Linked DNA regions of Homo sapiens: regions 1, 2 and 4 are each linked to region 3. A link is a contact called in ENCODE Hi-C or POLR2A ChIA-PET data. All regions are on one chromosome and are shown on one strand. The core of a region is the stretch at or near the end of the contact, and the rest is flanking DNA. Distances in the headings are between cores, read along the strand shown. Region 1 holds the start of WDR20 (WD repeat domain 20). Region 2 holds the start of RPS6KA5 (ribosomal protein S6 kinase A5). Region 3 holds the start of AK7 (adenylate kinase 7). Region 4 holds the start of PPP2R5C (protein phosphatase 2 regulatory subunit B'gamma).

What was found. Hi-C counts contacts between places; a loop is a spot of excess contacts on that map. ChIA-PET counts read pairs that join two places held with the same protein, here RNA polymerase II (POLR2A). Pooled maps may share reads with other maps.
Region 1: a map of CD8-positive, alpha-beta T cell shows a loop between it and region 3 (28-fold over the local background). The contact joins the promoter of WDR20 here to the promoter of AK7 in region 3. A Hi-C loop is called at or near these places in 2 of 168 maps with a recorded cell type or tissue (CD4-positive, alpha-beta memory T cell and CD8-positive, alpha-beta T cell) and 5 of 50 pooled maps.
Region 2: a map of ascending aorta shows a loop between it and region 3 (19-fold over the local background). The contact joins the promoter of RPS6KA5 here to the promoter of AK7 in region 3. A Hi-C loop is called at or near these places in 1 of 168 maps with a recorded cell type or tissue (ascending aorta) and 4 of 50 pooled maps. POLR2A ChIA-PET finds 5 or more read pairs at or near these places in 1 of 52 experiments (CD4-positive, alpha-beta T cell).
Region 4: a loop to region 3 is called in a map of CD8-positive, alpha-beta T cell, with 22 times the contacts of the local background. The contact joins the promoter of PPP2R5C here to the promoter of AK7 in region 3. A Hi-C loop is called at or near these places in 3 of 168 maps with a recorded cell type or tissue (CD8-positive, alpha-beta T cell, gastrocnemius medialis and naive thymus-derived CD4-positive, alpha-beta T cell), 1 of 37 single-sample maps with no recorded cell type and 9 of 50 pooled maps.

The regions. Positions count from the first base shown.
Region 1 is chr14:102,138,392-102,141,886 of GRCh38, reverse strand. It overlaps WDR20 (WD repeat domain 20), which reads right to left and starts at 1,990. Exons shown (of 3, transcript NM_144574.4): 1 at 1,715-1,990. The coding sequence starts at 1,963. It also overlaps a transcript of HSP90AA1 not described here. RefSeq lists enhancers at 1,735-1,894, 1,905-1,954 and a silencer at 2,555-2,750.
Region 2 is chr14:91,059,132-91,062,475 of GRCh38, reverse strand. RPS6KA5 (ribosomal protein S6 kinase A5) reads left to right here and starts at 1,835. Exons shown (of 17, transcript NM_004755.4): 1 at 1,835-2,144. The coding sequence starts at 2,042. It also overlaps a transcript of DGLUCY not described here. RefSeq lists silencers at 1,333-1,462, 1,683-1,742, 2,113-2,242, 2,313-2,382 and an enhancer at 1,525-2,105.
Region 3 is chr14:96,390,471-96,393,696 of GRCh38, reverse strand. It overlaps AK7 (adenylate kinase 7), which reads right to left and starts at 1,569. Exons shown (of 18, transcript NM_152327.5): 1 at 1,438-1,569. The coding sequence starts at 1,542. RefSeq lists a silencer at 1,500-2,009.
Region 4 is chr14:101,760,440-101,763,733 of GRCh38, reverse strand. It overlaps PPP2R5C (protein phosphatase 2 regulatory subunit B'gamma), which reads right to left and starts at 2,025. Exons shown (of 16, transcript NM_001352913.2): 1 at 1,814-2,025; 2 at 764-829. The coding sequence starts at 1,840. RefSeq lists silencers at 1,390-1,459, 1,510-1,729, 1,870-2,109, 2,120-2,279, 2,740-2,789 and 2 more.

The sequences.
Region 1 (3,495 bases), core at 741-3,240, 5.7 Mb before region 3:
GCTAGTTAGTGAATTTAGTTTTTAAGCACATCGTATTTTTATATAAATATAAATTTTTATAACTTAAAATTCTAAACTTAATTTCCTGAGACAAAATTGGTCCTTTCACTCTGATTATCAATGTCAAGACAGCAGCTTCTTATTTGACAGTCAGTATTTAACTATATTTTACATCTACTGAGTGTTTCAGGGCCTTAAAGTTCATTATGATTATTATATTATTAATTACAACGTGCACTGTAACATTCCCTTTTTAAAGAGGTGCAAATAGAAGTTAAATAACTTATCCAAGGTCACCCAAACAAGTCAGTGACAAAGTTGGGAGTAGGAGTAAAACTTCAGCCCCTAGACTGAAGACTACTTCGAGCTTTTGCAATTCCAAACGAGGAAAAAAAAAAGGTCAAGCGATTTACCCTTAATAACTTCCAACAGCATACCCTAAATACAGTGGTACACTTATTATCATAAAGACTAAGAAAAAAAGATTCACCCTGAATCAAAGAAACAACTTTGCTACATTTAGATACCACTGTCATTTCCCTAGCTCTTGTAACAAGCGAAAATCCTGTACTGGATCTGGCTATATTAAATCCTGAAGAATGTTCACTCTTCAATATGAACAATTTATTTTCATGCTAACATGCATTTACGACTTAATCTTTTATCACCTTGTCCTATTTGGAGGTGCTGTGGGATGCATTAATTTCCTCACTCTTCCATGACATCAAGTCAAAGACTACAATCTCAAAAATAAGCAATTCTCAGTGAAAACATAGTTACATAGCCAATGAAAGAAAAACTCTAATAAATGGCTGCTTTTAAAGAGATACTTTTAAAGGATGCTTACATGTTTCACAGAATTACCGGTAACTCGCCCGCCAAGAAGGATGGTCCCTTTAAAGCAGCTTTTAAAGCATATCACTCCCTGTTTGGGACACAGTCTGACTTGTTGGACAAGATTAATCTGGGCACTCTCACACAACCCCTCTGAACCAGCTTAGTTCACTGGAAACATCATTTCAACTGTAGTACTCAGCCCTTCGCATACTACAAGGGACAAGATGACTCTCCTTAACAATCTTTCAGAAGGTCCCCACGGCGGAGACAGTGACAGCCGTCCTCCCGCGGATGTTTTTGGAAATAGAAATGTTAACACCAGGAGAGGCTCCTAGGAAGTGTCAGTGCGGCAGCAGGTGGAGTAGCCCTGCGTGCCGAGCAGGTTCTTTCTGACCTAGTCTCAATGCTCCGCTTCCCGGCCCCGGTTCCGCCTTACAGAGATCTTGTTAAGCCGTCTTGCGTCCCTGTTCTCTAACCCAGGGCGAGACTTCCAACCCTCCAGGGAGGCGAGGCAATCGAAGCAGACAAGACGGCCACCTCACCTCTTCCGGGGACTCGCAGGCCCGCTCCCTGGCCATGTCAGAGCCTGATGGACCAGGCTGGAGGGGACGCAGCCGGCTCCCCCGGGAGCCTCCCAGCCAGAACCCCCGCGCCCCACGGTCCCTTTCCACTGCCCCCACCCCTTCGAAACGCCACCGCCACCACCCTCCTTACTCCTGAATCCCCTCTCCTCAGGAGTACCCCAGTGGAGTTACCGGCCCACTCAAAAGTAAGAGCGACGGCCACCCCTCTCGGTCACCCTGGCCCCACTGTCACCGCCCTGCTCCCGGCCTCTGCCTACGCCGCTGGCTGGCTCCGGTGACGCCCGGGTCGGTACCTTGCGGACCCCCTTGTAGATATAGAAGTACAGCTCCCGGCCCACATTGAAGCAGAGGCGGTCGCCGTTGCCAGACTGGTCGTTGAGGTTTACGAAGGAGACGCGGACAGGGTTGGATCCCTGCGAGTTGAAGGGCACCCGGTTGGGCCGGCTGTACTCCGAGTGCGGCAGCAGCTTGTACAGACCTTCCCGGGTGGTGAATTGGGTCTTAATCTCGTTCATCTCCTTCCCTCCTCCCTCCGTCGCCATCTTGGAAAGCAGCGTTCATCCTGCCCTAAGTGCCCGGATCACGCCCACCGCGCAGGCGCTGTTCCTGGTGCTCCCTCTTCCCCCACCCCCTGCCTCTTCCTTCTCGCCCCTCCCACCCGCGGGCCAGCCCTGCGAGGGCGGGCCAAAGGGAAGGGGTGGGCTTGTTTACGGCCCGACTGCGCAGGCGTGCTCACCTGGCGTGCTCCACCCGACTGGGCGTCCGCAGGCTCCTCCCCCGGGTGTGGCCTCCGGGCGGCATGGCTGCTTCCCAGGTGATGCCGGCTTCAGCTAGTGGGGTCTAGTTGACCGTTCCGCAGCCGCCAGGGCCAGCGGAAAGCCGGTCAGGGGGAACCGCGGCGGGGCTGGTGTCATGAGCCTGAGGTGAACTTGAGGGTGCCTCCTCAGCGGTCTCCCGCCCTGCCCTGAGGGGCGCCGGGACCCCAAAGAGCGGAGGAAGAGCGCCACCCCGACGGCCACCGCTTCGGAGCCAGCACGCGGGGTACCCTACGGGGAGCGCGGATGCCCCCGTGTTCGGGCGGGGACGGCTCCACCCCTCCTGGGCCCTCCCTTCGGGACAGGGACTGTCCCGCCCAGAGTGCTGAATACCCGCGCGACCGTCTGGATCCCCGCCCAGGAAGCCCCTCTGAAGCCTCCTCGCCGCCGTTTCTGAGAAGGTACCAAGGGACTCAAGATTTACGCTTCACTATGTTTTATTTCAGGCGGGGTAGGGGGAGAGAAGAATGTGGTACAGCATAGGTGTTCTCAAGCCAGATATCCTAATTCCTGCGTGTGATGAGCACTGGCGGCCTCCGCTTCTTAGCGGAGGTTTGTCCTCTCCAGCTGTTCAGAAACACGGGGCGGGGAAGCGCTTTGGGAACCGGGGACTGAATCTTTTTAGGATTCACTGATCTTGCTCAGTAGGTTACGAAGAGCTCTTAATAAAATTTAAGGTAATTGTTTTTTTTTCCAGAAGCCTCAGGTGGAGTCTGTGAGATTATTTACTAGTAGATCCATAGGGATAGTTGTATGCATGTAATGTACAGGGTCTAGATTTATAAGGACGGGCACACGTGTCAAAGTAAGATTCAACAATCACTATTTTATACCTGGGTTTCTTGGCATGTTACACCAGAATAAGAAAGCTTCTAAAGTGACAGAAACATTCTAATAGAATTCCAGGGAGGGGGGAAGCCAACATTTGTAACACCAAGAATGATCTATTCCTGGAAGTTCAGATTATATCTGGAGGGGCACAAAAGAAGTGAATGGAGAGAATTTCTAAAGTAGGAGGAGTGTAAATCATAAACATCTTCCGTATTAAAAAGCAAGTAGATACCAATAGAAACTGTGCCAATGATGTAGTAATACATTTGATAATAACATCTTTAGCCTTTGTAGTGTTGGAAAAAAAAAAGAAAAAAAAGCACTGAAGTACTTCTTAATTAATAGAGCCTGAAAAATACTTAAAATTTTTTCTTAGAATTGTTTTGATGTTATCCGACTTTCCCTAATCTTAAAACACCAGGGTATGT
Region 2 (3,344 bases), core at 586-3,085, 5.3 Mb after region 3:
GCCAGATTCAAGCAATTCTCCTGCCTCAGCTTCCTGAGTAGCTGGGATTACAGGCGCCCACCACCATGCCTGGCTAATTTTTTGTATTTTTAGTAGATTCAGGGTTTTGCCATGTTGGCCAGGCTGGTCTTGAACTCCTGACCTCAGGTGATCCATCTGCCTCAGCCTCCCACAGTGCTGGGCTTACAGGTGTGAACCACTGCGCCTGACCTGTTTTTATATTTTTAAGTGATTCAAAAATAATTAAAAGAAGAATATATTACGATACATGAAAACTATGTGAAATTCAAATTTCAATGTCCATAAAAAATATTCTATTGGAACACAGCTACTTCTTTTATTTATTGTCTATGACTGCTTTTGCGCTACAATGGCAGAGCTGAGTAGTTGTGAAAAAGGTCATACAGCTTGCAAATCCTAAAATATTTACTATCTGGCCCTTAATAGAAAAAAGTGTGCTGACTCCTGATCCAATCCATGCTTAGTTTAAAAGATCACATCTATCTGAATTACGTCCAACTGTACATCTTTAAGTTTCTGCTTTTTCCCATTCTCGTGTCTGCTACTAGAAATCAGGTTCCCTTTAGTTCTATCCTTGCAGCAGGATTCCTGCCCTGCTATCTCTCTCCTCTTTTCAGTTCATCACTGTGTACTAAAAAAAATCTGCACTCTTCAGCACAGCATCCCTAGTTCCCCATTATCTTACCACACCTCACCTTGTCAGCTGTATCTCTTACATCATACTTTCATCTAACCTTATCAATCACTTAACCCACCCTTGCCTTCTCTGCTGTAGGCCAATGCTCACAGTTACTCTCTCTGTGTGGAATGTCTATTGCTGGTATTTCTCTCTTATCCATCCTTTACGTTGGTTATCTCAAATGCCTCCTTGCCCTAAAAGCTTTCCCCAGTTCCTCGTCTGGGAATAATTATTGCCATCCGTGCGAGATTCTCTAACGCTTTGTACGACTGCTTTATTTCAAATTCTGCTTTATAGTTCTTTTGTGTACACACACAGATTGTTTCTCACGTTCTATTGAAAGCTGCTTAGGGGAGGAATTGTATTCTATTTTGTTAATCTCTGCATCCTTTCGGCGCCTAGTAAGAGTCTTGTACGAAACAGAAATGTCTCTCCTTCGTAAAATTCCTCATCGGGAGCTGGGACTGTGAATTTTTGTAACGTTTAAGAACTATCTGTTATTTAAGAACAAACACTCTGCTTAACTTGTTTAGGGTTCACTAGAGCGAGTAAGACCTTTTTAGGGCACGCCGTCTCGCTGGTTGTCACACACGCATGGATCGCTGCCGGGACCCTTAGGTTTGTCTGCAAACACGTGGGTGATAAGCGCTACCCTCCAGGCCCCTCCTCTGTCCACGGTGATTGGCGGACCAAACGTTCCAATCATCCCTCCCCGCCTCTTTCGGCAGTAGCCAATCAGAGACCCCGAGCGCCTCCTGACTACTAGACACTGTTTACTAACAGATCGAAGCTGGGGAATAAGGGGTGTGACCGTTCTGGGGAGGTCAGGGAAGGGAAGGTCTTGACTGCGAGTGCGCACCAGAGGAAATGGGCGGGGCAGAGCTTTGGGTCTCACCAATCGGAGTGGCGGCGCTCCTCCCTCTCCTGCCTCCCCGCCAAGCAACAACAATTCGAGGAGCGAGGCGGGGAGGCTCGTGAAACGTCACAGCGTACTGCCCAATGGGAACCGGCGTTGGCAGACGCGCGCGCCCTGTGTCCAATCAGCGAAGGCGGCTCGAATGGCTCCCTTACCTTGCTGGCTGTGGGCGGAGCGGCCTGAGGAGGCGGCGGTGGAGCAGGGGGCGGTTTGGTTGCGCGGTACTAGCGGTGCCCGCCGAAGGGGGAGGAGGCGAGGAGCGAGCCGTGCGGCCAGAGCGGGAAAGAGACTCGTCTTTGCGTCCGAGTTCTGGAGCCGCCGCACCCCGACTCCTGGGGCCGCGGCAGCGGCTGCGAGGGGACGGGCGTCCGCTGTCTCCTGGGTTCCCCTCGTAGCGACCCGCGGGATCGGAAAAAAAGGAGAAGATGGAGGAGGAGGGTGGCAGCAGCGGCGGCGCCGCGGGGACCAGCGCGGACGGCGGCGACGGAGGAGAGCAGCTCCTCACTGTCAAGCACGAGCTGCGGACTGGTGAGCGACCCCGCCCTCTGCCGGCCGGGCCCGGCGCGGGGGCGCGCCTGAGGGCACGCGGGTGCCCGCGCGGGGCTGGGGGCGCGGGGCCGCAGCCGTGGGCGCGGAGGGGCGGGCCTGGGGCGGGGCGTCGCGGTCGGGGCGCGTGCCCCGGGGGTCCCGGGAGGTGGGGGCGCGCCTTGGGGGAGGCGGCCGAAAGTTTTCCCCAGCCCGGGAATGAGCGGCGGGCACCAGGCATCGGGGCCAGCGCAGCCGCCGACCGCTGCCCGTGGCACGCACCTCCGAGGATGTCGCTGCTCCCCCTTCCCGCACAGGTGACACACGTGTGTCTGCGTCCTGTCAGGGCGAAAGGTGCGCCTGCCTCCGCGTGGGGCGAGCGGCGCTTTGTTTTGGAGAGTGTCTCCCTCCTCCGCCCCTCTGGTCCCCGCGATGGGGGGTCCCGGTGGGGCTCTGTGGAGCCATCCCCTAAGGTGCTGGGGTCCTGTAGGAGATAAACGGGAGGTTTCGCCTCGGGCTTTTACCGAGTCCAGTCTAGAGACAGGAACAGGAATCGCCGGCTCCAGGGATTGAGTGCCTTTATTCTCACTTATCATGAAATACTATACTTGGCCTTGAATTTCCTTCAGAGGTCCCTGGAGATGATGGCTTTAGAAATTTAAAGCTCCAGGTAAAAGGAACTAACGAGCAGGCTTCAGCGCTTACGTTCTAATGTTTGAGATCACTAGCGTTGTCCTAAGCTTTATAACTAATTAAATGTATTCGTGGTGTAGGTTCAGGTTGTTCATTTTGGAAAATGCTTATTCAGACCAATCAGTACAATTTGGATTTATATTCTTGGAGCCCAGTCTCGTATTGTAGATATATTAATACTTTTTTCTCTGAACAGATAGTACATTTTAATGAGTCGTTCGTTATTACTAGATATGTTTGTGAGCGTTGAAGGTTTTTGACAGAGCTGCTTTGGCATATTGGGATTTTTTTTTTTTTTTTTCAGACAGAGTTTCGCTCTTGTTGCTCAGGCTGGAGTGCAGTGGCATGATCTCGGCTCACCGCAGCCTCCGCCTCCCGGGTTCAAGCGATTCTCCTGCCTCAGCCTCCGGAGTAGCTAGGATTACAGGCATGCGCCACCATGCCCGGCTAATTTTGTATTTTTTGTGGGGGCGGGGTGGGGGGGGCGGTCCTCTCCACGTTGGTCAGGCT
Region 3 (3,226 bases), core at 320-2,819:
AAATGAAGCCATATTGGATAGGGTGAGTCCTCATCCAACAACTGGTGTCCTTATGAGAAGAGGGAAGTTTTGACACAGAGACACAGGGGAGAGAACACCATGTGAAGAAGGTGGCAGAGATTGGAGTCTACTGCCAAGGGGTGCCAAGAATTATTGGCAACTACCAGAAGCTAGGAGAGGGGCAAGCAACAGTTCTTCCCCTGGAGCTTCCAGTAGAAACCAACCCTGCTGACACCTTGATCTTGGACTTCTGCCCTCAAGAACTGCGAGAGAATAATTTCTGTTTTATAAGGTCATCCAGTTTGTGGCAATTGGTTACCACAGCCCTAGAAAACTAATACAGATTGTACGTACTGTAGCCTCATCCTATTTTAAGCAGATTTGTCCTGTTCGAAAGTGCAGTCATTAGCCTCAGAGAAGTCTGTCCAGGGTGAGATTAGATTTCTCTGTAGCTCTAGAGGACAGAATTCAGATGGACGGGTCCTACCCACAGGGAATGATAAAATCATGGCTTTCTTTTGACAACTGATCATATTAGCATGAAGGGCCCCAGAGCCCTTTTTCTGAATATCTTCATTTTCCAGGGATAAAGACACAGAAAGGTGAGGAAACTTAATGGAACTCGGGGACCCAAACAGTGTCTGGTCCATAATAGATGCTCAAAAACCATATATTGAAGGGATGGATGAATGAAAAACGCTTCATGGGCAATATAAAAATTTGATTTACTCACGCCTGTAATCCCTTTTGGATTTACTCGGCCTGTAATTTGGGAGGCCGAGACGGGTGGGTCACGAGGTCAGGAGATCGATCGAGACCATCCTGGCTAACACAGTGAAACCCCGTCTCTGCTAAAAATACAAAAAATTAGCCGGGCGCGGTGTCGGGCGCCTGTAGTCCCAGCTACTCGGAGGCTGAGGCAGGAGAATGGCGTGAACCCGGGAGGCGGAGCTTGCAGTGAGCCGAGATCGCGCCACTGCACTCCAGCCTGGGCGACAGAGCAAGGCTCCGTCTCAAAAAAAAAAAATTGATTTATTTTCTCGTTTAGCTGCCTGCTTCAAAATCGATGGAAGGGTAGAAAGAGAACCTAGGAGGGGGCAAGAGACCTGGAGTCTCTGTCCAGGTTCTGGCCTCAACTCTCTATGTGATCTTGGGCAAGTCCCTGCCTCTTAGCCTCAGTTTCCCCTCATTAAAAGGAGGAACAGGGGATGGACCAGTGATTTCCAGACACCTGAGCTTCCATGTAGAATCTCTTGACCAGCCTGGGTGCGGACTGGGGTCCAGGGGGCATTGGTGGTGCCCAGGACGCGGGACCCTCCCTGAGGAAAGGCCCCGACAGCGCCCTGGGGCGCAGACCCTCGCTGGGTTTGCGGACCGGGGGCCGAGGGCTGGGAGCTGAGAGCTGGCGTGAGGCTCTGGGCCGCCGCCGCCGCTCACCTTCCCGATGTTTCCGCTGCTGTAGGAATCCAACAGGTTTATAAACACCCTCTGGGTCCGGATAACCTTCTCCGTGAGAGCAGCAGTTTCCTCTTCTTCAGCCATGGTGGGAGCCGCGCTGGTTGCTAAGGTGAAAGCGCCACTCGCTTGCCAAGGAGGCGGGGCCCGGGCCAGGGAGGCGGGGCAGGTTCTCTCTGGGGGCGGGGCCTTGGCTCCGGGCAGTTTGCCGGGCGGGGAGGGGCGTGTCGTGGGCGAAGCAGGGAGTGCCGGGCGGGGCGGTGCGTGTCGTGCCCGGCGCTAATCAGGGCGTGCCAGGCGGGACGGGGCAGGCTGTGCCGGTCGCTGGGCGGGGCGTGCCGGGTAGGGCGGGGCGAGTCGTGCCGGGGGGTTGGGCGGGGCATGCCGGGCAGGGCGGGGTGTGTAGTGCAGTGGGCTGGGCGGGGCGCGCCGGGCGAAGCGGGGCTCAGGGCTCGCAACTGCGCGCGCTGTCGGCTGCTGGGCGCCAGGCGGATGTCCCTGCGAGTGCTTTCCGCGGCGCCGCGCGTGCAGCCCGGGTCTCACCCTGGCTTGCTGCCCACTGGGAGCCCTTGGGCAGTGCATGGTTTCTTTCCGAAGCTCCCTGGGCGTCTGTCCCGGGGGGCCATGTGATTGCTGTGCCTTTTTAATCTCCATTGTTCGGAAAGTCTGGAAACACATCCCTGTGTCCGCTTGACCCGATGACTAAAAATAATGAGAATTCTGAAGAAGAGGGAATGGCCCACAGCCTAGGCCTCTCCCCGACACGTGGGAGTTACTCAGCACGCTCCCATGGGGTGGTCTGGCCGGGGCGACGGGACGTAAGCCTCAGCTGCGAAGAAAAGCTGTTGCCATGGAGTTTCGGGCTCCCGAACACCCGAGCGACGCTAGCGTGGTCCCGCCTTGCGGCAGGTGCGGCTTGGTCCGCCGGCTCAGCTCCCTTGGGGGTTGTTTCCAGACGCACGTTCCGGGAAGACCCCTGGTGTCGGCTGGGGGCGACCAGAGCCCGTAGGCGCCCGGGATTCGCTCACATTCACCAAGGGAAGAAATTTAGACTTGACCGTTCCACAAGAGATTATACATGCAGTTGCTGAGATAAATCCACAAATTAAAAGATAACATTCACCTCGGTGATCACTGGACCATAAAGGTTGTGGTGGACTAAGAATACGCAGTTCCCTTGGAATAGCCTGATCATATTGAACTGTTTTCATGCCTTAAGCATTAACTCCTTAAATGCAAATATTTAACACTTGCAGCAATTGTGTGTGCGTGGTTTCTTCTCGTTCTTTTTATTATTTTTAATAGAGACAGGGTCTCACTATGTTTGTTGCCCAGGCTAGTCTCTAACTCCGGAGCTCAAGAAACTCTCCTGCCTCGTCCTCCCAAAGTGCTGGTATTACAGGCATGAGCCACCACGCCAGCGTTCTTGTTCTTTTTATTTTTAATTTATTTTTTTGAGATGGAGTCTCGCTCTGTCACCCAGACTGGAGTGCAATGGCATAATCTCAGCTCACTGCAACCTCGCCTCCCGGGTTCAAGCGATTCTCCTGCCTCAGCCTTCGAAGTAGCTGGGACTACAGGCGCCTACCACCGTTCCCGGCTAATTTTTGTATTTTTAGTAGAGACAGGTTTTCAGCATGTTGGTCACGCTGGTCTTGAACTTCTGGCCTCAAGTGATCCACCCGCCTCGGCCTCTCAAAGTGCTGTGATTTACAGGTGTGAGGCACCCCACCTGGCCTTCTTCTTTTTAAAAAATACTGGTTGTTTCAAA
Region 4 (3,294 bases), core at 776-3,275, 5.4 Mb before region 3:
GGAGGGTTGCTGGGTTTGAGGTGTGGGAAATGAACTTAAAAATACCAGATCCAGGATGGGCACGGTGGCTCAGGCCTGTAATCCCAGCACCTTAGGAGGCCAAGGTGGGCGGGTCACGAGGACAGGAGTTCAAGACCGGCCTGACCAACCTGGTGAAACCCCGTCTCTAATAAAAATACAAAAATTAGCCGGGCGTGGTAGCGGGTGCCTGTAATCCCAGCTACTCAGGAGGCTGAGGCAGGAGAATTGCTTGAACTCGGGAGGCAGAGGTTGCAGTGAGCCAAGATCGCGCCACTGCACTCCAGCCTGGGTGACAGAGTGAGACTCTATTAAAAAAAAAAAAAAATTTGTTGGGTGTGGTGGCATGTTCCTGTGGTCCCAGCTACTTGGGAGGCTGAGGTAAGAGGATCACTTGAGCCTGGGCGGCAAGGGGTAGCAGTGAGCAGAGATTGCGCCACTGCACTCCAGCCTGCGTGACAAAGTGAGACCCCGTCTCAAAAAAATAAAAAACAAAAAAAACCCCAAAAGACCCACAAACAAACCCCATAGGCAAGCACAATTTTCATAAAATCATTAATAGTTTTCCAAAGCAAAACAGTAAATACCTAAACAACTAAAATTGAGGGTTATAAAAGACACCACAAAAAAAAAACCTCACATAGGGAAACATTTTAGAAGATTCTAGGCTTTATCACTCTCGGTTTTTCTACCTGAAGTTAAAAGCTGTGTATAAAATACAAAGTCAATATTTGATGACAGTTACCTCTGATTCTACTGTGTCTTGTCCTTCTTTTGAACTTTTTCCACTCTTCCCTGCTTTTGGTGATTCCTGGTAAACATCAAGCAAAGTCAATTAGTCTTCTCACTTTTTAGACAGGTAAACATCAGATAAGCCAAATGCAGTTTTAAAAGTGATTTATACAACTACAGCTTCTGATATTTTTAATTCATACCATTAGGAAATTCTATATCATACCGTTTAGGATTCCAACAGTGCAATGCCCCCCAACCCCCATTCAGATTCTTTTCGTTTTATCTGCATTTGAGGTTGAAAACTTCAAGCAGAAAACAGATAAATCCAATTTTATACAGTGCTTCTGGCATTTTGAGATCCACATCACATCCCTTTCTACCCTCCCACCCTAAACCCTATGAGTGAGGATTTCTGGGGTGATAATGAAACGCTACAGAGCTCCACCTGAAGCAGAAACATACCCGCCCCCCCGAATGCAAACGCAGCACCCTTGCTCGCAGCCCTCACCGCCGCCGCCACCCAGGATAATAATAGTGTTCGAGAGCCCCAGAGCGTCCCTCCGGGGCGGCAGAGAATTCCTTACCAGCTCTCAGCGGGGTCCCTTCTCGCTCCCTTTCCCCCGTACAGGGGTCCCTCCCCAGGCGTCTACAGCCCCCATCCCTGAAGCTCCTTTCCGGGAGCCTGCGAGGCTGCGAACCCCCTCGGCGGCCGCACCTGCCCGCCCAAGCCCACGGCGCGCTGTCGGAAACGGGCGCCCCTCCGACCCCCTCCCCGGGCCGCGCCCTCCCTCCACGCCCAGCCCCGGCCCATCACGAAGGTCCCAGCGGCCCGGGCCTGCGCCCCGCGGCTCCGGCGCGATCCCCGGGCTCCCCGCCCCCACCGGGCATGAGGCCGAGAGAAGCCCGGGGATGCCTGGCTCGGCCGCCCTCGGGGACGCGAAGCCCGCGGCGTCAGGCGGGGAACTGAGCCGGGGCCCGGGCGCAGGACCCCGGTGCCGTCGCGCCCTCCCCCGGCAGTCCCTCCCTGCTCCCTCCGTCCCGCGGCCGGGCCCGGACTCACTTTCTCCTTCTTGTTTTTATTCGGCATGGCTGGAGCGGGCCGCCGCCGCCGCCGCCGCCCCTGCCGCCGCCTGCCCCCGCAGCAGCAGCGCCCCCGCCCCGGCCGTCGCGCCCCCGCGGCCGCCGCCGCCGCCGCCGCCCGGGGACTGAGTCTTTCGCTTGCTCTCGCTTCCCCTTTTCCAGACTCCCAGAGGCTGCGGCAGCCACGGCGGCGGCGGCGGCGGCGGCGGCGGCAGCGGCGGCGTCTCTCCGCCCCTCCCCCGGCCGGCCCGCCCCGCCCCTCTCCTCCCACCCCCCGGCCGGCCGCCCCGCCCCGCCCGCCGCTCGCCCCACCCCCGCGCCCGGCCCCGCCCCGCTGCACTCAACAGCGCCCTGCCATTGGTCGACGCGCCCCCACGTACCCTAACGCTCCCCGCTCCCCCCACCCTCTCCGCGCGACCCGTTCACGCCCCCGCCCTCCGTCCCGAGTCGCTGCGAGCCGGCCTCAGGCAGGCCGCGGCCTCCTGGCGCGGGGCTGACCGCTGAGCAGAGCTGAGCCGACTCAGGGGAGGGAGCATGTGGCTGCGACTGCGGTGACAGGGCCGTGGCCCGCTGTGGAGGCGCAAGACAGAGCGTGAGACGTAGGAAATGCACATTTGAAATGTATGGCAACAACTTCTGCAGCCGGCGAAACGCGAACCGTGGCCTCTTGGCCTTGCCCCCTCACCGCCGCGGCTCTCGTTGCAGTCAAGAGTGCCTGGCACGCTTTGCACTGAGGCGCACGGGGAGGCCCGGGAACCGAGCGAGCGGCAGTTTCGCGGGACACCGCTGGGCCCCGCCTCCCCTCCCTTCCCTCCCCTCCCCTTCCCTCCTCTCCCTCCACTCCCCTCCCCTCCGTCCCCTCCCCTCGACCACCCCGTCCCCTGCCCTCCCCTTCTCTCGACCAGCCCGTCCCCTGCCCTCCCCTCCCCTCCCCTCGACCAGCCCGTCCCCTCCCCTCCTCTTCCCTCGGCCAGCCCCTCCCCTCGGCCAGCCCTTCCCCTCGACCAACCCCTCTCCTCGACCGGCCCCTCCCCTCGACCGGCCCCTCCCCTTGGCCGGGCCCTCCCCTTGACCGGCCCCTCCCCTCGACCGGCCCCTCCCCTCGGCCGGCCCCTTCCCTCGGCCAGCCCCTCCCCTCGACCAGCCCCTCCCCTCGACCAGCCCCTCCCCTCACCAGCTCAGCTTTCCGCAGCTCCTCCCGCGAGGTCCCGCCCATCCGACAGCCCGCCCCTCCCTGGTTGGTCCCGCCCTCCGCAGTTTCTCCCGCAAGGTCCCGCCTACCCGACAGTCCCGTCCTTTCCTGGTTGGTCCCGCCCTCCGCAGCTTTTGCCGCGAGGTCCCACCCACCCGACAGCCCCGCCCCTCTCCAGTCGGCCCCGCCCTCCGCAGCTCCTTCCGCGAGGTCACGCCCACATGCGCAGCCCCTCTCCTCCGGCGTCGGCCCCGCCCACCGAGGCGAGG